3 separate regions of the Homo sapiens genome follow, and all the other regions are linked to region 1. Evidence: chromatin loops called from intact Hi-C (ENCODE). Cell type or tissue: MCF 10A. All regions are shown on one strand. Each heading gives the region's core, and the rest is flanking DNA. Links, peaks and the distances in the headings are about the cores only.

Region 1 (7,863 bases), core at 2,916-5,415:
CTATCAGACATTCAAAAAAGAATTGGTACCAATCCTATTGACACTGTTCCACAAGATAAAGAGAAACTCCTCCCTACATCACTCCATGAAGCCAGTATCACCCTAATACCAAAACCCGGAAAGGACATAACAAAAAAAAAGAAAACTACAGACCAATATCTCTGATGAGCATAGATGCAAAATTTCTTAAGAAAATACTAGTTAACTGGCCGCGTGTGGTGGCTCATGCCTGTAATTTCAGCACTTTGGGAGGCCGAGGCAGGCTAATCACGAGGTCAGGAGATCAAGACCAGAATGGCCAACATGGAGAAACCCCGTCTCTACTAAAAATATAAAAATTAGCCAGGCGTGGTGGCAGGTGGCCGTAATCCCAGCTGCTACTCAGGAGGCTGAGGCAGTAGAATCACTTGAACCCAGGAGGAGGAGGTTGCAGTGAGCCAAGATTGTGCCATTGCACTCCAACCTGGATGACATAAGCGAAACTCTATCTCAGAAAAAAGAAAGAAAGAAAGAGAAAGAAAGAGAAAGAAAGAAAGAAAGAAAGAAAAAGAAAGAAAGAAAGAAAGAAAGAAAGAAAGAAAGAAAGAAAGAAAGAAAGAAAGAAAGAAAATAGTAGCTAACCAAATCCAGCAACATGTCAAAAAGATAATCCACCATGATCAAGTGTGTTTCATTCCAAAGATGCAGGGGGATGCTTTAACATAGGCAAATAAATAAATGTGATACACTATATAAACAGAATTAAAAACAAAAATCATATAATCATCTCAATAGATTCAGAAAAAGCATCTGACAAAATCCAGCACATCTTTGTGATTAAAACCCTCAGCAAAATCGGCATACAAGAGGCATACCTCAATGTAATAAAAGCCATCTATGACAAATCCACAGCCAACATAATACTGAACAGGGAAAAGTTGAAAGCATTCCATGAGAGAACTGGAACAAGACAAGGAAGCCCACTCTGACCACTTCTATTCAACATAGTACTGAAAGTCCTAGCCAGAGCAATCAGACAAGAGAAAGAAATAAAGGGGATCCAGAGTAATAAAGAGAGAGTTGAACTGTCACTGTTTGCTGATGATATGACTGTATACCGAGAAAACACTAAAGACTCCTCCAGAAAGCTCCTAGAACTGATAAATGAATTCAGTAAAGTTTCAGGATACAAGATTAAGTACACAAATCAGTAGCTCTGCTATACACCAACAGATACCAAGCTGAGGACCAAATCAAGAACTCAACCCTCTTTACAATGGCTGCAAAATAAATAAATAAACAAACAAAATACTTAGAAGTATACCTAACCAAGGAGGTGAAAGTCCTTTACAAGGAAAACTACAAAATACTGCTGAAAGAAATCATAGATGATACTAATAAATGGAAACACATCCCAGGATCATGGATGGGTAAAATCAATATTGTGAAAATGACCATACTGCCAAAGCAAGTACAAATTCAACGCAATTCCCATCCAAATAACACCAACATTCTTCACAGAAAGAAAAACCAATTCTAAAGTTCATATGTAACTAAAAAAGAGCCCACATAGCCAAAACAAGACTAAGCAAAAAATACAAATCCCGAGACATCACATTACCTGACTTCAAACTATACTATAATGCCACAGTCACCAAAACAGCATGGTACTAGTATAAGAATAGGCACAGAGACCAATGGAACAGAATAGAGAATCCAGAAATAAACCCGAATACTTACCCCCAACTGATCTTCGACAAAGCAAACAAAAACATGAAGTGGGAAAAGGGCACCCTAATCAACAAATGGTGCTGGGATAATTGGCAAGCCACATGTAGGAAAGTGGAACTGTATCCTCATCTCTCAGGTTATACAAAAATCCAATTAAGATGGATCAAGGACTTAAATCTAAGACCTGAAACTATAAAAATTCTAGAAGATGGCTGGGTGCGGTGGCTTACGCCTGTAATGACAGCACCATGGAGGCCAAGGTGGGTGGATTACCTGAGGTCGGGAGTTTGAGACCAGCCTGACCAACATGGAGAAATCCTTTCTCTACTAAAAATACAAAAAATTAGCCGAGGGTGGTGGCGCATGCCTGTAATCCCAGCTACTCGGGAGTCTCAGGCAGGAAAATCGCTTGAAACCGGGTGGCAGAGGTTGCAGTGAGCCGAGATCACGCTATTGCACGCCAGCCTGGGCAACAAGAGCAAAACTCCGTCTCAAAAAAAAAAATGTATATATATAGAAGGTAACATTGATAAAATCCGTCTATACTTTGGCTTAGGCAAAGAATTCATGACCAAGAATCCAAAAGCAAATGCGACAAAAGCAAAGATAAATAGGTTGGACTAAATACAAAGATAATAGGTGGGACTATTAAAACAAAAGCCAAGATAATAGGTGGGACTATTAAACTAAAGAGCCTCTGCACAGCAAAAGGAAGAGCGAACAGAGTAGACAGACAACCCAGAGAGTGGGAGGCAGTCTTCACAATCTATGCATCTGACAATGGACTAATACCCAGAATCTACAATGAAATCAAACAAATCAGTAAGAAGAAATAACAAAAAATCCCATCAAAAAGTGGGCTGAGGACACGAATAGACAATTCTCAAAAGAAGATATACAAATGGCCAACAAACATATAAAAAACTGCTCAACATCACTAATGATCAGGGAAATGCAAGTCAAAACCACAATGTGATACCACCTTACTCCTGCAGGAATGGCCATAATCAAAAAATCAAAAAAATAATAGACGTTGGTGTGGATGCCATTGAAAAGGAACACTTCTACAATGCTGGAGGGAATGTAAACTAGTATAAACACTATGAAAAACAGTGTGAAGATTCCTGAAAGAACTAATAGAAGAACTACAATTCGATCCAGCAATCCTCCCACTACTGCATATCTACCCAGAGGAAAAGTCATTATACGAAAAAGATACTTGCATATGCAAGTGTATAGCAGCACAATTCACAATTGCAAAACTATGGAACCAGCCCAAATGCCCATCACACGAGAGGATAACAAAATTGTTATACATATATATATATATGTGTGTGTGTGTGTGTAACAATATTGTTATATTGTTATATATACATATAACAATATTGTTATATTGTTATATATACATATAACAATATTGTTATATTGTTATATATACATATAACAATATTGTTATATTGTTATATATACATATAACAATATTGTTATATTGTTATATATACATATAACAATATTGTTATATTGTTATATATACATATAACAATATATGTATATATACATATATAACATATATACACATATATACACATATACACATATATACACATATATATAACATATATACATATATACACATATACACATATATGTATATACACATATACACATATATGTATATATACACATATATGTACATATATGTGTGTACATATATGTGTATATATACATATACACATATATGGGTATATAGACACATATGCATATATATATTTATACATATATACATATATATGTATAAATATATACATATATATGTATAAACATATACACATATATGTATAAATATATACACTATAACAATATTGTTATATATATGTATAACAAAATTGTTATATATATGTATAACAATATATGTATAACAATATATGTTATATATATAACAATATATGTATTGTTATATATATATAACAATATATGTATTGTTATATATATATAACAATATTGTTATATATATATGTATGTGTGTGTGTGTGTGTGTGTGTATATATATATATATGATTGAATACTACTCAGCCTTAAAAACAAACGAATTAATGGCATTTGCAGCAACCTGGACGGAACTGGACAGTATTATTCTAAGTGAAATAACTCAGGAATGGAAAACAAAGCATCGTATGTTTTCACTCATAAGTGGGATCTAAGATATGAGGACGCAAAGGCATCAGAATGATAAAATAGACTTTGAGGACTCAGGGAACGGGTGGGAGGGGCATGAGGGATAAAAGACTACAAACTGGGTTCAGTGTATACTGCTCGAGTGATGGGTGCACCAAAATCTCACGAATCACCACTAAAGCACTTACTCATGTAGCTAAATACCACCTGTTCCCCAAAAAACCTATAGAAATAAAAAAATTTAAAAATTAAGAAAATTTTAAAAAGAAAAGCTAATTTTCAAAAGAAATCAAATTAATCACCCAACTTCTCAATTTAAAAAACTAAATGAAAACCATTTACTATCACTCAGAGGTGGGTTTAGTTTTATTTTCTATTGTCATCTTTTGATCATTGTAAATTATGAGAGTTGGATCTGTAGCACTTCTCAAATTGGCCTCTATGTTCCTCCAACCTAACAGTGCCCTCTTCTGGCTTCATGATTCACATTCAGCTGGTTCACTGATGTTGAAAAAAAAAAGATGATGGAAAAAAAACCTGTTTTGAAACCTGGAATAATAAAGGCTTTAGATCTCCGTTTTAATATAATGAAAACAAACAAAATTCCAGTTGCAAGTATAATGGTGGTTTCCAGCAGCTGGAAGGAGGGTAAAATGGAGAGTTGTTTGATAGGTATGGAAAAGTTCTCGAGATTGGTTGTACAACAATGAGAATATACTTTACCTTATTGAACTGTACACTTAAAAAATGTTAAGATGGTAAAGTTTATGTTATGTATGCTTTACCACAAAGCATATAAACAAATAAATAAATAAATCTAATTGTGGTATAAATAGTCAATGTTGATAGAAGCAACTCTAAGTTGGGACTGTTTTCACCTCAAGTCAAATGTTTACCGTAAATTAAACCTAGCTGGAGTTGATAAAATTTTTAATTCCTGTTACTTTACTAACGAGGCACATATTTCTCTTAATTTGCTAAAACTATAGCTATAGAACGACTTAACTGCAACTCTTAATGTCTTTAGTCGTGAAGATTTAGAGACCTATGTAAAAAGACTGTGAAATTGTTACTTCATTTACTTGAATAAATAATAAAATATTCTTCAGTTTCTAAAAATAAAGACTCCAAAGTTTGACTTGTATATCTGAGTGGAAGGCATAACATTTCACTGAGATGAAAGAAAAAAAAAACTAGGAAAGGAGCAAATTTGGTGGATTAAGGATAGACCAATGGTTCTCAACTGGGGACAATTGTGTACCCGAGGGGACATCTGGCAATGTTTGGAAATCTTTTTGGTTATCACAACTTGAGGAGTAGGGAGTAGTACTGGCATATAGTTGGTAGAGGCTTAGCTTAGGACATTGCTAAACGGTAAACTCTGGCAACCACTACAAAGATTGATTTGGCCTCAAATGTCAATAGCACCAAGATTGAGAAACTCTGGGTTAGAATCTTCTTCGCTGACTTTGACCACTCTTTCTCAGCCTTTGCAGCAGACTTCTTTTCTTCTATCTGTCTCTAATTACTCAATATTCTGTTTTTAGCTCAATTATTTTTCCTTTAGATTTTCTCTTGGGGATATAATCCATTCCCTTGTCTTTAACTATCACCTCTATGTTGCTGTCTCCCACATCAGTATGTCTAGTTCCAACTACTCTTCTAGCTCTAAAATATTGCCTCTCTCAATGCCTCCCTCACATCTTTTCATTAAGCTACAGCTACATCTGACTTTTCTGTCTTTATTAGTAGCATTTGGCACAAAACCACGGGGTCATTTATTTCCCAAATATTTACTGAGTACCTAATTTGTGTAAAGGGCTGTGCTGGTTACTTGGAGGAAGGTAGAAGGGTGGAGATAAGAGATAGTTATAGTAGTAAATGCTTTACATGTATTATCCCTGGTTATGGAAACACCTTTGCAAGGAAAAAATTATGGCCTAGAAACCAAAGTTCCAAGAATTTAAATAATTACTCAAAGAGCTCAGAGCTTGTAAACAGCAGAGTTTAACAGGCACTTCTACTCTGGCATTAAGGACTAAGCTCTCTCCATTTAAAAAAACAAAAAACAAACAAAAAGCACTGAGAACAAAGCTGAAGAAGTGTGATCTAGTTTGTCCATAGCTAAAGGGAGATGGATGTGTAGGCTATTTTAATAATGAAGGTCTAAGAAGTTCCAGAAGCCTTTTCTTCTGAGACACGTGGTACTTTCTTCTGGTTACCATAAATCATAGAATATAACATATCATCACTAGTAAGATGGGTCATTATTTTCCATACCTACAAGAAAGAAAAAAAAAAGCTGCCAACTAAAGTATAGTGTACCATCAATTGTTAGGTCGCAGAGATTTCCTAGATATTCAAATTTGGGGAAAAACATAATAAGCCTTCAAAAATTACAAATTTGCTTAAAAAATAAAGAAAAAATGATCTTAGATTCTATGACATACGGTGAATTCATTTTCCACATTCAATTTCCATGGTTTGTGCTAGTGTGCTATTCTGCACTCTAGTCAACTTACATGTTTGCATATTGCTTTTTAAATGTTTGTAGCTAGTTTCACAGCTCTGTGATGTGCATCTGCAGCTGGCTTGTAAAGCTCTTCAATAATTTATTTGGTTACCGCCCACCCCCGCGTCCCTCCCACACATATAAGCCATTCAGAGTTTACCACTTAAAGGTAAACTTGAATTTCTTCTCATCTTAAAATTGCATAAATTATATTAAATTCTCAATAAATTTATTTACATTTAGTGGGGGTGGGGCGCGATGGAAAAACACTATATTAAATAACGACATCGGTTTTTAACACCCATCCTAATAGAAACATTAAAATAGAATGGGGTAGGGAGGAGGGGTGGAGGCGGAGAAGGGATGTACGTCTCAGGATACAGGAAATACGGTAAGAGCGAAACAGGAGGAAGCCAGCTCTGTGCCTGGAGGGGACTCGCCGCCATCTCAGGTCTCTTGGCTTTGCCAGGGCCCACCGGAGAAAACTGACGACCCGTTTCTGTAATCCTTATGGGAGACCAACCTTGTGCCTCCGGGAGATCCACTCTCCCACCTGGAAACGCACGGGAAGCCAAGCCTCCAAAAAAGCGCTGCCTCCTCGCTCCGCGTTGGGATTATCCGGAAGGAACTCCCAACGGAGGTAGTACCACTCTACCCTCCGCACCTCCTCCTGCATCAGCCGGCCTGAAGTCGCACCCTCCTCCTCCGGAGAAGTAGAGAAATAAATTTCTCCCACCCTAAACCAGGTCAGATTCTTTCTCATCTAGGACATCTAGGCTCTTTGAAACTTATTTATGCATTCTCACAAATTTCCTTCCCCTTTTCCCTGTTCTTTCCATGATTTCAAAATAGAAAAAATAACATGCAGGGATTAAGCAGCTCTTTCACAAAATATGCTTGAATGAAATGATGGATATTTAACGACATTAAATAATTATTTGTAATATTTTAGATGAAATAATTGTAGTTATATTTTCTAAGAAATAGACTTGAATCTTTTGATTTGCTTGAAAGTAAGTCATTGGTGCCAAGGTGGAGGGAAAGTGTAATAAAAATGCTCATGAGTTGATAATTTAAAGCTGGGTGATGTATATGTAGGGATTTATTATATTATTCTCTCTACTTTTGCGTGCATTGGAAAATTTTTTTGTTAAAAAAAAAAAGGCTGGTTCAAGGCCAATAAAAAGCATCTGTTGAAGGCCAGCCTTCAGAAGTGTATGTCTTTCTCTGTGTAAGGCAGGAGAGTTGAATTTTTTTTTTTAAAGCTACAATGTGATAGTCAAATCCAAGTGCCATAATGTTTGCTTGTTCAAGGTATTCAGGAAGGGTGGAGGATGGACCAAGTCACTGCCTGGTAGTAATCATGAGCCATCAAAAAGGAGGAGTAGGGGGGCGGACGCGGTGGCTCACGCCTATTATCCTAGCACTTTGGGATGCCGAGGTGAGCAGATCAGGTCAGGAGTTCG
Region 2 (7,863 bases), core at 2,943-5,442, 1.6 Mb before region 1:
CAGTTGAACTCATAGAAGCAGAAAGTAGAATGGTAGTTACCAAAGGCTGGTGGGTTGGAGAAATAGGGCCACAATAGTCAAAGGGTACAAAGCCTCAATTAGACAGGAGGAATAAGCTTGATTTTAGATCAATTGCACAGTATGTCGAATATAACTAATGATTATGTCGAATATAACTAATGATTGCATTCTGTACTTTTTAATATCACTAAGAGTAAATTTCTAATTTTGTTTGAACAACAAAAATGTTAAATATTTGAGGTGATGGTTATATTAACTAGCTTAATGTAATGCAGAAAGGTAGAACCTGAAATCCAGAGAAATAAGTTATTTCAGTAGGTTGTTTTTTTATGTAGGACACCTGGAGAAGAAAAAGGCATGGCCAGCTCCTTTATTCAGATAGATCAGTCTGTGAAACTTCTTGCAGTTTTCCAATCATAGTTGAGTTCAATTCAACTTGCACTAACACTCCACCAAAAGTCTCAGCCCTGCTTCGTGGCCCTGCTGTCATCTTCCCTCCTGGCCCTGAGTATTTCTTTGGTTTTTGTTCAGGATATGACATTCTGGACATTGGTAAGTGCCATTTGATTTGAGCTCTTATCTATTACTTATCAATATACACTCTCAGAAATGGCCCCTAGATTCCTGCATAATGATCAGAACTGTCTCTCTCTCTCTCTCTCATTAATGCTGCCTCTTTCTCTCACACACACACGCGCACACACACGCACTCACACACACACGCACACTCACACACACATACACAATGTAGTAATGGGCTTGTCAGGCCCTTTCTCTGGTTGGTTTCCCCAATATTTTTGTCCCTTCAGTCCCTGAGATTGGTTCCATTATTCAGCACAGGTGTTCAGGAGACAGAGACATGTGGTAGCCATGTTTTCAAACATGTCCAACATAGGTGAATGAATATACTTTAGGCTTCCAATATGGTATGTTCTCATATGCCAAGGATAGATGGAAATGAGGCCACTCTCCAGGGGACAGAACAAGTCTAGTGCGAGCTTTCTGCATAAGGACCTTGCAGCCGTTCTGGGACACTGTTAAGCATAGAGATGGCCAACAGGATAATCTTCTCACAACACCACAGCTTGGTGTTTCCTGCTCTTTTGACAGACTTTCAGATGGAAACCAAATAACTTGATTGGAAAAATCTATTTCAAGAAAGAAGAGCCACCTCATATGGGCATTTTCTCCCATATAGGAAGAGCTGCCTTGGGACAAGGATGAAGAACTAGAAATTATCCCAGCAACCACACATCCTGCTAGTGACCCTATGGGTCAGAGCATCTTGCAAGAACCTACATGGAGGACTCCAGTGGGAGATTCTAGTGGTCTTACTTGGCTCCCACACAAAGAAGTATCTTGGTTGGGACTCCTATGCCTATCACAGATGGAGAGAGTCCAAGGCATGGGTTGCATTTTTATATATTTAGAACATTAGCCACATGCCCAAGATTTCCACAGAGTGGAAATTGACCATCTGTCTTTTCAGAAGGGAAACACAGACCAAGACAGTTTTGTGCCCAGTAATACTGGAACCTCAGGCTCCTTTGTATCAGACCCACAGGCTCTGCTTGTGAGCAACAGCTTTATTACAGGTCTTCTTGATCCTCATGCCCCAGTGGGCACCCAGCACAATCTTTATGAGAGAGAAATGGAGAGCTTCATTTTTACCATGGCATACATGACCTCGCAAATTAAGTATACTTGGTTTTGTTTTTAGCAAAATGAAGTCCCATGGGTCTCTAACATGGTCCAGACAAATCAGAAGGCAGGTAATTGGTAACATGACCTCGCAAATTAAGTATACTTGGTTTTGATTTTAGCAAAATGAAGTCCCATGGGTCTCTAACATGGTCCAGACAAATCAGAAGGCAGGTAATTGGGTGTTGAATAAATACTTACAGACAAATCATATGAAGGAATGGATGGAGACACGGTTTTACAACAGAGAGGGAGGTTTAACCAAGATATGAAGATTTGACATAAAAAAAACTGTACAACTTCAAACAAGGGTTTAGATGTTGTACTTCCTGTTCCAGGATGCATGTGAGTTGAGAAGCATCACTTAAGTGGATATATAGTACTTAAATCATTTGGGGATTTTGTAGTGTTTGGTATTGGCAGTGGGGAGAACTCCATGCTCCAGCATCCAGAAAGATGCATGAAAACATGGTTGTATATGACAGCTTTTCTTGACGAGGTAGGTCGTGGTGAAAACATGTCACAGAATCTCCAAAGTAGGTGACTGGGCTCAGAAGAGACAACAGAGGACCAGTTTTGAAATTAGGAGGAAGGTCCCTTCAGGGGATCCCTTGCCCTGCCTCACAGGATGATATTGGAGCTTTTAATAGGGTGTGCACTTTGGTTTAGTTCATGGCCTATAGACACTCTCCAAACATTTCTTGGATAGGTATGTGGATGGAATCATAGTTTCATGCATCCATAGACAGAGAGATGGACAGACAAATGAATGGATGGATTGAGGCAAGATTATGCAGTGTCAGTGGTGTCACATTTATGGTATAAAAGTCTTTGTGCAATTTGCAAAATAAAGGGAAGCCTGATATCTTTCAGTTCATGTTTTGATGTAAGTGTTTCTGGAAGAAAGAGGGTAATGGGAAATACAGCTGAAGGGGTTCACTGGGGCCAGGAAAGCCTTGACCACCAAGTAAGATATAAAGTAGTGGGGCCCTTTTAGAACTGACCAAAAATATGACCCAAAAGGCATCTGCATCAGGTTAATCTGGCAGCAAAGAAAGGAAAGACAAGAGGAGACAGAGAAAGAAAACCACCCCTAGAATATTATTGGATTAATCTAAACGTGAGATGATTGTGATCTAAATTTGAGACCTGGAAGTAGTAACTGAAAAATTATAGGGAAGAGACATCCAAGGAACAATTGGAAGGTCAAGGAGGGCCTAGAATATCTAGGGACATGGTAGTGGGATGCATTGAGATATGAAGGAATGTAAGCACATTTTGGGTAGTCTTGATGAATTTTGATTTAGTTATACTGATAATGAGTTGACAGAGAAACTTACTGGAGCAAATGTTCAGCATGGAGAAGGGAATGCATATCTGGAATTTAAGGCAGTGGTGAGGACAACAATAGACATCTAGTAGTCATGTGCTTAGAAGTAATGTTTGAGGAAAGAGAATCCTGAGGCAGAGAGGATAGACTAAAATGAGTAGAGGCTTAAGTACTGAATTCAAGAAATATTTGATAGGGTGTGTGTCTTAGTTTGGCTGCCTGCTATAACAAAGTACCATAGGCTGGTGGCTTATAAACAATAGAAACATATTTCTCACAGTTCTGGAGGCTGTAAGTCTGAGATCAGGGTTCTATGAGGCCCCCCTTAGACTTGCAGACTGCTGGCTTCTTGCTGTACTCCTAGGTGGTGGATAGCTCTCTGACTTCTTATAAGGGCTTTAATTTTGTTCATGAGGGCTCTACTCTCATGACCTAAGCACTTCCTAAAGGCCCCACCTCCTAATACCATCACATTGGGATCAGAGTTTCAATACATGAATTTTGAGGGGACACAAACATTCAGCCCATTGCAGTGGGGGTGTGGCAAAGAGGAACAGCTTGGAAAGAATTCCATTGTGCACTCAAAGAGACAAGAGAAAAAGTAGTAAGGCAGAAGATCAGAGAAGGGAAGGGAAGGAGAAAGCTTCCAGGAGTGGTGGTGAATAGGGCTCCATGCTGTTGAGAACTGAAAGAAAAAAAACTGAGAAAAGGCATCTACCATATTTGTTAACTAGCATGTGAGATGACAAAATTAAGCTTGCTTCTCCATGGGAGTGAAGGAAGGTGCTATCAAGCTGTAGAAAATAAATAGTGGAATTTTATAGCACTGCTGGTCAGCTCTCATTCAATCATACTGACCTTCCACACTGAGAATTAGGAAACTTAATGCAAAGTCATCACACAAAAATAGCTCCAAATTGCTCGCCAAAGATGCAGAGAAATGGCATTGCTTTTCTTTCTTCTGACATCATTCTTTGCCCTTCCATACAGCCATGAAACAAGTTCCATAGCATAGCTGGGCCACCAGATCAAGTTACAATCAGGAATTCTTGAAAACAATCTGAAACTGGATGGTTTCTTCTCATTATCTCCATACCTGTTGTGCTGCCAACTTTCACAGCCTGCTCTTTCTATGTTCTAGTTCATTATGATCCTTTCCTTTCCACTCGCATTCCATATGCTCATCCAGCAGGTGGCAGGAGCCATCCACTTTCAGGAGTGGGTGTAGCTTAAAGATTTCTGATGACAGTCACTCTTTAGCACAATAGTTCTGTGGTATGTGTCTTTTCTGACATACCAAGGTCTTTCTCCCATGACCTTCATCATACCCTACCCTACCATTGTCATCCAGCACATCCTTTTATTGGTCCTCTATAGGGGAGCAATTTTGAATGAAAGCAAGTTACTTCTCAAATGCTGAGCCATGTCTCTGACCAAGTTGCAGTTCAGGCCCTATCTTCTATCATGCTGATAGAAGAGAGTCCTCCTTGCTAAGTCATATCAGACTTACCGTTGGCCAGAAAAGCAGTCATTCAATTAATTCCCAACCAGCCCCATAATGAGTCTGGCCTGCCTTCAGACTTAGCTCCTTAAACATGGGACAGGAAAGGGTAAACTGAAGGGGAACGAAGGATCCAGAGCACTTTCTGTTTTTAGCTTACCTAGGGAAATTGTTAGATGAAGATAATTTCCTCCTATAGGCTTAGGTATCAAGACTCAGCTTTGTTCACTAGATTAATTGGTGGCCACCACTTTGAATCAACCTCTTTTCAACACTTTGCCAAAAGGCCTGCTTCCAGATCCATCCCTGTTGTGAGTTGCTCTGATCCATTCTGGAGGCCATCCTACGGGTGGGAGCCCTAACTCACCTTTCTTTTCTGGTTCATTCAATCGGTATTTATTGTGTGTTCTGGAAATATAGCAATGAACCAGACACATATGGATCCTTTTTCACAGAGGTTTTAGTCTGGAGGGGAGGCAGATGTTTCACTCATAAATAAGTATCTATATCAATATTGGTGATTGCCATAAAACAAAATTATAATCTGCCTTAGAAACATATAACAGAGAGACATCACCAAGCCTAGATGGTCCGAGAAGGCTTTCCTGTGGAAGTGACATTTGAACTTCAACTTGAAGGATGAATAGGAGTTATACAGGTGAATAAGACAAGGGAGGAAATTCCAGGCAAAAGGAAGGGCGTGTTTAAAGGCCTGAGTCAAGAAAGATGTTGGTATATTTGAGGATGTGAAAGAGTCAATGAGGTTGAGAATTGTGCATTGAGAGAAATAGTGACATGAGATGAGCCTGGAGAAATAGAGATTGAACTTGGCTATATCAAGCAAAGCTTTGTGGGCTAGAGTAAGGGTCTTGCACACTGTCCTAAAAGGAATGGGTAGCCTTCCCTAGTCATCCAGGCCCTTAGAGATCCCTCACTATATATGCCCAGACATCTTATTCTTGTATTTTGCAGCATCTATCACAATTAAACAAATATTTTCACAGTTGTCCTTAATTACACAGTCCATTGTAGGGTTTGGAGAAGGAGAGTAACATAATAAAAACTACAATTTTAACTCAAATTTTAATTTAAAAGTCAAAGTTTAATTTTACATTCATGTGATAGTGGATCACAGTGGGGCTGCAGTAGATGTTGGGAGGTCACAACAAAGCTCTCACCTTAATCCACGTGAGAAATGATCATGGATTGGATTATTGTTAGCAGTGAAGAAGATGAAGCTAACTGAACCACTTTTAGGTTTAGTTCTGAGGAGAGGATTTAGTGATGGCTGTGGAGGGTGTGGGAAAGAGGTGCCAGAGTTAATGAGGAAACTGTATAGTCAGAAGGATAAGATGATAAGATTACATGTGAAAATGTCAAGTTTGAGAGGACTGAGACCCTCAAATAGAGAAGAGGAACGGGCTAGGGGATTTTATGGGTCTGGAAGAGAGAGGTGAGAGCTCAGGCTTGGCAATACACATTTGGATTCTCTCAGTATAGGAATATTACTTGGGGCCGTGAAACTGAATGACATCCCTGATGAGAAGAAAAGAGGACCAAGGACTGTGCCCTGGAGAACTCCAAAATTCAAAGATCAGATGGAGGATTTGGCTATATTGACTGAGAAGAAAAAGGAATTGGCAAGAGGAAAACAAATAGAATGGGATGACAAAGCCATGTAATCATTTAGTGAGAGAGATGCAGTGAGCATAGTCTAATTCCAGGCTTCTTTTGCCCTTAAACTAGGATGCCACATTCCGATATCTGTTTCCTCAATACCCTTACTTATAACAATATGCCCCTCTCTCAAAAGCTGAATATTGACAAAGTTGTCATTGTGTTAGATAATAGAAGTGCCAGGGATCTTAAAAGAGTCTCTGTGTTACACAACTCCAGAAGGCACCGTTCACATAGAATGCAATGTGAATGGGGCTTCCTAGGGCCTTAAGGCCCAGTGCAGCTCCATTCTTGAGGTGTTGTTTGTCCTCAGCAAATTTGTTTACTCCAAGAGCTGTGTTCTGGAAAAATCAGTCTTAGAAATTAACCTGAATCTATACTCTTGAGCTGAAAGAGAATAGGGCTCACTTAGTTGTTTGGGAATAAGCCCACATCCATTACTATTGGCCTCTTTTTTCTCTACCAAAACCATTCTATCCTTCTCAGTGTGGAATGGGGGAATTCTGGCTGCTAGGAAAAAGATTGACTTGAGATATCCTTGAAAGAATTATCTGAGAATATTCCTCTCATACTCTTTCAGGTTCTGACGAAAGGACGCCAAGACTCATTCTCCAGTAGCTCTATTCAAAGAGCTCCAGGTTTTATCTTTGCAGGTTCTTGACATCAGGGCCAGCAATTCTACTTCAAATAAACAGATCCAAATAAGCAGGTGAAGCATATCTTTCTTCCTCCAGTTTGAGAATCCTCAAGACCTGCCTTCTAATGCTACCTGGGCCAATACGACAAGGCAGGGTCTATTTGCCAATAGTGGCCTCTCCACTAATGCTCAGCTGTTAGTCCTTGTGAGCAGAGCTTCCCTTCAACCCTAGATTTTAAGTTGAAGGTTAAACTGGATAACTTTCTGGCTTACTTTCCCTCTGATGACTCCTCCCAACCCAAGAAGGTCCTCACTATGCAGGTTAAAAACTCTGCCATTGACAGATTTATAGAGACTGGGACTGTGCAGGAAATGCTGCTCCAGAATCACTCCCTAGCATTCATCAAGCACATCTTGTACTGCAGGTGGGCAGAGCTGCAAAGCATTGAAGAGATTATGCAAGGATGACAAGATGTCCACAACCATATTTAAGTACACATAGTTCTATCCATGGTCAGATGCTGTCAATCACTGGGGAAACAGTGTTCCCATCTGAAACGGTTTGGCTGTGTCCCCACCCAAATCTCATCTTGAATTGTAATCCTCATAATCCCCATGTTAAGGGAGGGACCCAGTGGGAGGTGATTTGATCATGGGAGTGGTCCCCCCATGATGTTCTCATAATAGTGAGTGGGTTCTCACGAGATCTGATGGTTTTATAAGTGTTTGACATTTCCTCCTTCACACACTCACACTCTCCTGTTGCCTTATGAAGAAGATGCCTGCTTCCTCTTCTGTCACGACTGTAAGTTCCATGAGGCCTACTCAGCCATGTGGAACTGTGAGTCAATTAAACCTCTTTCCTTTATAAATTACCCAGTCTCAGGTACTTCTTTATAGCAGTGTGAGAATGGACTAAAAGAGGAATTGGTACTGCGGAGAGTGGGGCCCTGTTATCAAGATACCTGAAAATGTGGAAGCAACTTTGGAACTGCA
Region 3 (7,863 bases), core at 2,943-5,442, 260 kb before region 1:
TTTTTATTGCGTCTATTTGTTTCTTCTCTGTTTTCTTCTTTATTAGTCTTGCTAGCAGTCGACCGATTTTGTAGATCTTTTCAAAAAACAATCTCCTGGATTAATTGTTTTTTTGAAGGGTTTTTTGTGTCTCTATTTCCTTCAGTTCTGCTCTGATCTTAGCTATTTCTTGCCTTCTGCTAGCTTTTGAATGTGTTTGCCCTTGCTTCTCTAGTTCTTTTAATTGTGATGTTAGGGTGTCAATTTTAGGTCTTTTCTTCTTTCTCTTGTGGGCATTTAGTGCTATAAATTTCCTTCTACACACTTCTTTGAATGTGTCCCAGAGATTTTGGTATGTTATGTCTTTTTTCTCATTAGTTTCAAAGAACATCTTTATTTCTGCCTTCATTTCGTTATGTACCCAGTAGTCATTCAGAAGCAGTGTGTTCAATTTCCATGTAGTTGAGTGGTTTTGAATGAGTTTCTTAATCCTGAGTTCTAGTTTGATTGCACTGTGGTCTGAGAGAGATTTTGTTATAATTTCTGTTCTTTTACATTTGCTAAGGAGTGCTTTACTTCCAACTATGTGGTCAACTTTGGAATAGGTGTGGTGTGGTGCTGAGAAGAATGTATATTCCGTTGATTTGGGGTGGAGAGTTCTGTATATGTCTATTAGGTCTGCTTGATTCAGAGCTAGGTTCCTTTCCTGGATACCCTTGTTAACTTTCTGTCTCGTTGATCTGTCTAATGTTGACAGTGGGCTGTTAAAGTCTCCCATTATTATTGTGTGGGAGTCTAAGTCTCTTTGTAGGTCTCTAAGGACTTGCTTTATGAATCTGGGTGCTCCTGTATTGGGTGCATATGTATTTAGGATAGTTAGCTCTTCTTGTTGAGTTGATCCCTTTACCATTATGTAATGGCTTTCTTTGTCTCTTTTGATCTTTGTTGGTTTAAAATCTGTTTTATCAGAGACTAGTATTACCACCTATGCTTTTTTTTGTTTTCCATTTTCTTGGTAGATCTTCCTCCATCCCTTTATTTTGAGCCTATGTGTGTCTCTGCACGTGAGATGGGTTTCCTGAATACAGCACACTGATGGCTTTTGACTCTTTACCTAATTTGCCAGTCTGTGTTTTTTACTTGGAGGATTTAGCCCATTTACATTTAAGGTTAACATTGTTATGTGTGAATTTGATCCTGTCATTATGATGTTAGCTTGTTATTTTGCTCATTAGTTGAAGCAGTTTCTTCCTAGCCTCGATGGTCTTTACAATTTGGCATGTTTTTGCAGTGGCTGGTACTGGTTGTTCGTTTCCATGTCTAGGTCTTCCTTCAGGAGCTCTTATAGGGCAGGCCTGGTGGTGAAAAAATCTCTCAGCATTTGCTTTTCTGTAAAGGATTTTATTTCTCCTTCACTTATGAAGCTTTGTTTTGCTGGATATGAAATTCTGGGTTGAAAATTCTTTTCTTTAAGAATGTTGAATATTGGCCCCCACTCTCTTCTGGCTTGTAGAGTTTCTGCTGAGAGATCAGCTGTTAGTCTGATGAGCTTCCCTTTGTGGGTAACCCGACCTTTCTCTCTGGCTGCCCTTAACACTTTTTCCTTCATTTCAACTTTGGTGAATTTGACAATTTATGTGTCTTTGGGTTGCTGTTCTCGTGGAGTATCCCTGTGGCATTCTCTCTATTTCCTGAATCTGAATATTGGCCTGCCTTGCTAGATTGGGGAAGTTCTCCTGGATAATATCCTGCAGAGTGTTTTCCAACTTGGTTCCCTTCTCCCCGTCACTTTCAGGTACACCAATCAGACGTAGATTTGGTCTTTTCACATAGTCCCATATTTCTTGGAGGCCTTGTTCATTTCTTTTTATTCTTTTTTCTCTAAACTTCTCACTTCATTTCATTCATTTGATTTTCCATCACTGAAACCCTTTCTTCCACTTGATCAAATCAGCTACTGAGGCTGGTGCATTCGTTATGTAGTTTTCGTGCTATGGTTTTCTAGTCCATCAGGTCCTTTAAGGACTTCTCTGCATTTGTTATTCTAGTTAGCCATTCGTCTAACTTTTTTTCAAGGTTTTTAACTTCTTTGCCATGGGTTCAAACTTCCTCCTTTAGCTCAGATTAGTATGATCATCTGAAGCCTTTTCCTCTCAATTCTTCAAAGTCATTCTCCATCCAGCTTTGTTCCATTGCTGGTGAGGAGCTGCTTTCCTTTGGAGGAGGAGAGGCACTCTGATTTTTAGAATTTTCAGTTTTTCTACTCTGTTTTTTCCCCATCTTTGTGGTTTTACCTACATTTGGTCTTTGATGATGGTGACATACAGTTGGGGTTTTGGTGCAGATGTCCTTTCTGTTTGTTAGTTTTCCTTCTAACAGTCAGGACCCTCATCTGCAGGTCTGTTGCAGTTTGCTGGAAGTCCACTCCAGACCCTGTTTGACTCAGTATCATCAGCAGAGGCTGCAGAACAGCGGATATTGGTGAAGAGCAAATGTTGCTGCCTGATCATTCCTCTGGAAGTTTTGTCTCAGAGGAGTACCCAGCTGTGTGAGGTATCAGTCTGCCTCTACTGTGGGGTGTCTCCCAGTTAGGCTACTCCGGGGTCAGGGACCCACTCAAGGAGGCAGTCTCTCTGTTCCCAGATCTCCAGCTGCATGCTGGGAGAACCACTACTCCCTTCAAAGCTGTCAGAAAGGGACATTTAAGTCTGCAGTGGTTTCTGCTGCCTTTTGTTTGGCTATGCCCTGCCCCCAGAGGTGGAGTCTACAGAGGCTGGCAGGCCTCCTTGAGCTGTGGTGGGCTCCACCCAGTTCAAGCTTCCCGGCCGCTTTGTTTACCTACTCAATCCTCTGCAATGGCAGGCACCCCTCTCCCAGCCTCGCTGCTGCCTTGCTGTTTGATCTGAGACTGCTGTGCTAGCAATGAGGGAGGCTCCATGGGCATAGGACCCTCTGAGCCAGGTGTGGGATACAATCTCCTGGTGTGCCATTTGCTAAGGCCATTGGAAAAGTGCAGTATTAGGGTGGGAGTGACCCAATTTTCCACGTGCCATCTGTCACCCCTTTTCTTGTCCTACACCCACTGTCCGACAATCCCCAGTGTGATGAACTGGTACCTCAGTTGGAAATGCAGAAATCATTCATCTTCTCTGTCACTCACACTGCCAGCTGCAGACTGTAGCTGTTCCTATTCGGCCATCTTGGCTCCACTGATAGAAGATTCTTCAAGTTGCAGAATATCTCCTTCCTCTCCTCTCTCTTGGAAGAGCAGCCCTAAGACTAGAGTGACAAAGACTGATTTCCACATCACAACTGCCCCATCTTTCCTGTGGTTGCAGCTGTTCTAAGCACTATTGCATTCTGTTAAAATTAGTATATCTGACACCTGCCTAACAGGCTGATTGAGAAGACTTGCCTCTCATATGAACTTTTGTTTGCATATTTCTACCTATGGGGTGTTTAACTTGACTACCTCTGTTCTTGAGGCTAAAGGCAAATGAAAACAATTTCAAAACTATCTGAAGAAATTATGTTACTGTCAAATCTCATGAATTTAGACATTCTGATTAAAAATTGAATAATCTAGAACAAGGTTGGGATGGATTTAACTTCTGTACTATATATGATAAAAGTTTGCTAAGCAAATACACTATAAACAATTCTGCAAGAGTGAATATTTAACAAAATAGGGAGAGCACACTGTTTTTCCAAGCCTTCAGAAGCACCCATCTAGAAACAGAATTGATGTACTGGGTATAAATACTCATCTTCCAGGTTCCAATATATCTGTATAAGCCAGTTTTTTTTTAATCCAGTTTGGTTGCTATGTTTTCTTGAAAGAATTACCCTTGCATTTATTTAAAATATTATACTTGTCACTAGTTCAAATTTCTTTTTCCTCCTGTCATAAAATTAGGGAGGTTCAACTGTTTCAAGCAATAGAAAAGCCTGTTTTGCTTTGTTAGTAAGAGCAGCTAGTTTTGAAGGTGCTTCAGCATTTTCCTTGGTGCCCATACAACAATTCTCATAAGCACACTCCAGTAGTATGACTCTATCTTTTTCATACAGACTTAGAGCATAACTCGGATGGCATATTGACAAAAGAGAAATAATTGCTATAATCTCTTTTTAAAACTTCAGCTCCTCGGATAATCATAATTAACTTTAGTACTCAGTGACCAGGTGCTCATGCCTTAAACACGGCTTAGAAAGGGACATCAAAAAGGATGCTTAGCATTGTTTCACCTCCTAGCAGGAAGTGTATTGCCAGGCTGGCTAATAGCTGCAATTTAATCCTTGAATCATCCTTCTAATTTGGTCAATAAGAATGATTCAAGAGAAAGTGTGTTAGGGCCTGAGAAGTTAGCCTTGATTTTACAAGTTATAATAAATGGCTCAAATAATATTTTAGATCACATTATTTTTGTTTTTAAAATCTGCATATTAGGTGAATTTGTTCTATAAAAATTTGTTTCTGATTATGTTAAATGAAAAAAATCAGAATTATGAATGCCACAGGGTGGCATTGTGGTCCTTCTGGTCTAATAACAGCCCTGTGCATGGCATACAGTAAATCTTTTGTTCTGAGAAGTCAAAACCATACTTCAGTTTGCTCAACATTTTCCTGGAACTGCTTTTGCTGATTTATTTTCTGGGTTGAACACTTCTCTTTTTTCTTTTTTTTCCTTTTCTTTTCTTTTTCTTTTTTCTTTTCTTTTCCTTTTCTTTTCTTTTCTTTTCTTTTCTTTTCTTTTTTTTTCTTTTCTTTTCTTTTCTATGATACCCCTAACCTAGGGAAAGTCTAACACTCTGGACCAGTGTGTAGGTGGAGGGGGAATCCAGAACAGGATCAAAGCATGCTATAATGAAAACTAAAATGACCATCTTTTTTTTCATCTCTTAAAAATAGAAAAGAAGAGTGTAGGGTAAGAATTTGTGCAAAAAAGGACATGGGGAACAAGAAACAGTGCAACAGCCCTCAGACAGAAATGTGTTTATTATACTCAAAAGATCTGTGTGGCTGCAGCTGAATGAGTGAGGGAGAGAGTGATAAGCAGTATATATCTTTAATGTATGTTCATTTATGTGTAAATTATGTATGTACATGTACTATAGTAAAATACATATTGTACATTATAAAATATTCACAAAAAATTATAAAAAGATGAAATAAGCCCCCTCCACTGGGGTGCACACACCCTACAGTGGAGATCATTGCTCTAAACATTGGAAAAGAGCTACAACTTAACAGGATGCAGTTGCATGTATGATTGCTACCAATCATACAAATATTTTCTTCTCAGCTTTAATGAGCACTCAGAATATAAAGGGGTTGTTACGATGCACAAATTTAGATCTCAAGGATATAAATATAGCTGTCATTTATTGAATGCCTGCTGCAGACTCGTCATAATACTAGGTACTGAACATTCCTTATTTTACTCAATCCTTGCAGCACTCCTGCATCAGGGCATTTTTCCAATTTTACAGATGAGAACTTTAAGTCTCAGAAGAACAAATGTTCCAGATTGCACAGCTAGTAAAATGGTTAGAAATAGAGCTACAAATTCTGTGCCTTTTCTACCTCACCACCTGGTAGACAAAGGAAATTATGTAAATATAATGAGTCGCTGAACAGTATTTGAACCTACATTTCTCTGATGCTGGAGTCTACACCTCTTCCTTGAAGCTGTGCAGGCTCTAATAAGTTTGACTGTTTAAGCCTCTTCTCTTTCTTATTCTGCTGAGGGAATAGGGTTCTCCAGTGCAGGACCAATTCATGAGAAAACAGTCACCTTCCAATGTTTTGGGAGTAGTTTGCATTTTATTTTAAAAATTTGTATGTATGTATGTATGTATGTATGTATGTATGTATGTATGTATGTATTTTACACATGGGATCTTGCTGTTTCCCATGCGGGAATGCAGTGGCATGATTATAGCTCACTGCAGCCTCAAACTCCTAGACTCAAGGCAACCTCCTGTTACCAGGAAGACTGGAAGTCCTTGGTCCTTGTCATTCTTTAAAGAAAGAATTTCAACAACTGTTTATCTTTGCTTTTGTTGCATTTGCTTTCGGGTTCTTGATCATGAATTATTTGCCTAAGTCAATGTCTAGGATAGATTTTGATGTTATCTGCTAAGAAATTTTATGGTTTCAGGTCTTAGATTTAAGTCTTTGATCCATCTTGAGTTGATTTTTGTATTAGGAAAGAGATGAGGATTCAGCTTCATTCTTCTACATGTGGCTTGCTTATTATCCAGCTCCATTTGTTGAATAGGGTGTCCTTTCCTCACATTATATTTTCATTTACTTTGTCAAAAATCAGTTGGTTGCAAATACTTGGCTTTATTTCTGGGTTCTCTATTCTGTTCCATTGGTTTATATGCCTTTTTTTTTAACCAATACTATGTTGTTTTAGTAACTATAGCCATGTAGTATAGTTTGAAGTCAGGTAATGCAATGCCTCCAGATTTGTTTTTTGTTTGTTTGTTCTTGCTTTGGCTATGCAGAGTCTGTTATGGTTCCATATGAATTTTAGAATTGTTTTTTCTAGCTCTGTGAATAACGATGATGGTATTTTGATGGGAATTTCATGGAATTTGTCGATTGCATTTGGCTGTAGGATCATTTTTATAATATTGATTCTATCCATCCATGAGCATGGTATGTGTTTCCAATTGTTTCTGTTGCCTATGGTTTCTTTCAGCACTGTTTTGTAGTTTTTCTTGTAGGGATCTTTCACCTCCTTGGTTAGTTATATTCCTAAGTATTTTACTTTATTTTTTCAGCTGTTGTGAAAAGGGGTTGGGTTCTTGATTTGATTCTCAGTTTCATTGTTGTTGGTGTATAGCAGTGTTATTGATTTGTGTACATTGATTTTGTATTCTGAAACTTTACTGAATTCATTTATCAGATCTAGAAGCTTTATGGATGACTCTTTAGGGTTTTCGAGATATACAATTATGTTAGTGGTCCACACCAAGAGTTTGAGTTCCTCTTTGCTTATTTGGATGCCCTTTATTTTTATTTTCTCTTGTCTGATTGCTCTGGCTAGGACTTCTAGTTCAATATTTAATAGCAGTGGTGAAAGTAGGCATCCTTGTGTTGTTTTAGTTGTCAGGGAGAATGCTTTCAACTTTTTTCTGTTCAGTGTAATGTTGGCTGTGGGTTTGTTATAGTTGGCTTTTCTTGCCTTCAGGCATGTCCCTTGTATGCTGATTTTGCTGAGGGTTTTAATCATAAAACGATGCTTGATTTGATCAAACGCTTTTTCTGCATCTATTGAAATAATCATATGATTTTTGTTTTTAATTTTATTTGATGTATTACATTTATTGACTTGTATATGTTAAACCATCCCTGCATCCCTGGTATTAAACCTACTTGATTATGGTGGATTATCTTTTTGATATGCCTTTTGGATTCAGGTAGCCAGTATTTTGTTGAGGATTTTTGCATCTATGTTAATCAAGGATATTGGGCTGTAGTTTTCTTTATTTGTTATGTCCTTTCCTGATTTTAGTATTAGAATGATACTGGCTTCCTAGATGACTTAAGGAGATGACCCTCTTTTTGTATGTTTTGGAATAGTTTCCATAAGATTGGTATCAATTCTTCTTTGAATACCTGATAGAATTCAGCTGTGAACCCATCTGGTCCTGGAATTTTTTTGTAGGCAATTTTTAAATTACCTTTTTAATCTCTCTGCTTGCCAGTGGTCTGTTTAGAGTTTCTATTTCTTCCTGATTTAATCTAGAAGGGTTGAATATTTCCAGGAATTTATCCATCTTCTCTAGATTTTCCAGTTTGTTTGCATAAAAGTGTTCATAGTAGCCTTGAATGATCTTTTGTATTTCTGTGGTATCAGTTGTAATATTTCC

Evidence for each region. Hi-C counts contacts between places; a loop is a spot of excess contacts. Peaks named below come from ENCODE experiments on the same cell type or tissue, not always from the same donor. Only the 100,000 strongest peaks of a DNase experiment are listed, where the experiment ranks them.
Region 2: a loop joins it to region 1, with 13 times the contacts of the local background. A loop is called at or near these places in 3 of 110 quality-filtered maps.
Region 3: a loop joins it to region 1, with 8 times the contacts of the local background. A loop is called at or near these places in 11 of 110 quality-filtered maps.

The regions. Positions count from the first base shown.
Region 1 is chrX:56,722,447-56,730,309 of GRCh38, forward strand. It overlaps NBDY (negative regulator of P-body association), which reads left to right and starts at 6,797. Exons shown (of 3, transcript NM_001348129.2): 1 at 6,797-7,143. The coding sequence starts at 6,908. The coding sequence ends at 7,114. RefSeq lists an enhancer at 6,838-6,917. In MCF 10A, for the core only: a CTCF peak has its summit at 4,360 (motif pointing left); a DNase peak (open chromatin) is centred at 4,345.
Region 2 is chrX:55,131,123-55,138,985 of GRCh38, forward strand. It overlaps the pseudogene LOC100421179. Among named protein-coding and RNA genes, the nearest start is that of VCF2, 26 kb to the right of the region's middle. In MCF 10A, for the core only: a CTCF peak has its summit at 4,244 (motif pointing right); no DNase peak of the experiment used is centred there.
Region 3 is chrX:56,458,062-56,465,924 of GRCh38, forward strand. No RefSeq gene overlaps it. Among named protein-coding and RNA genes, the nearest start is that of UBQLN2, 100 kb to the right of the region's middle. In MCF 10A, for the core only: no CTCF peak of the experiment used is centred there; no DNase peak of the experiment used is centred there.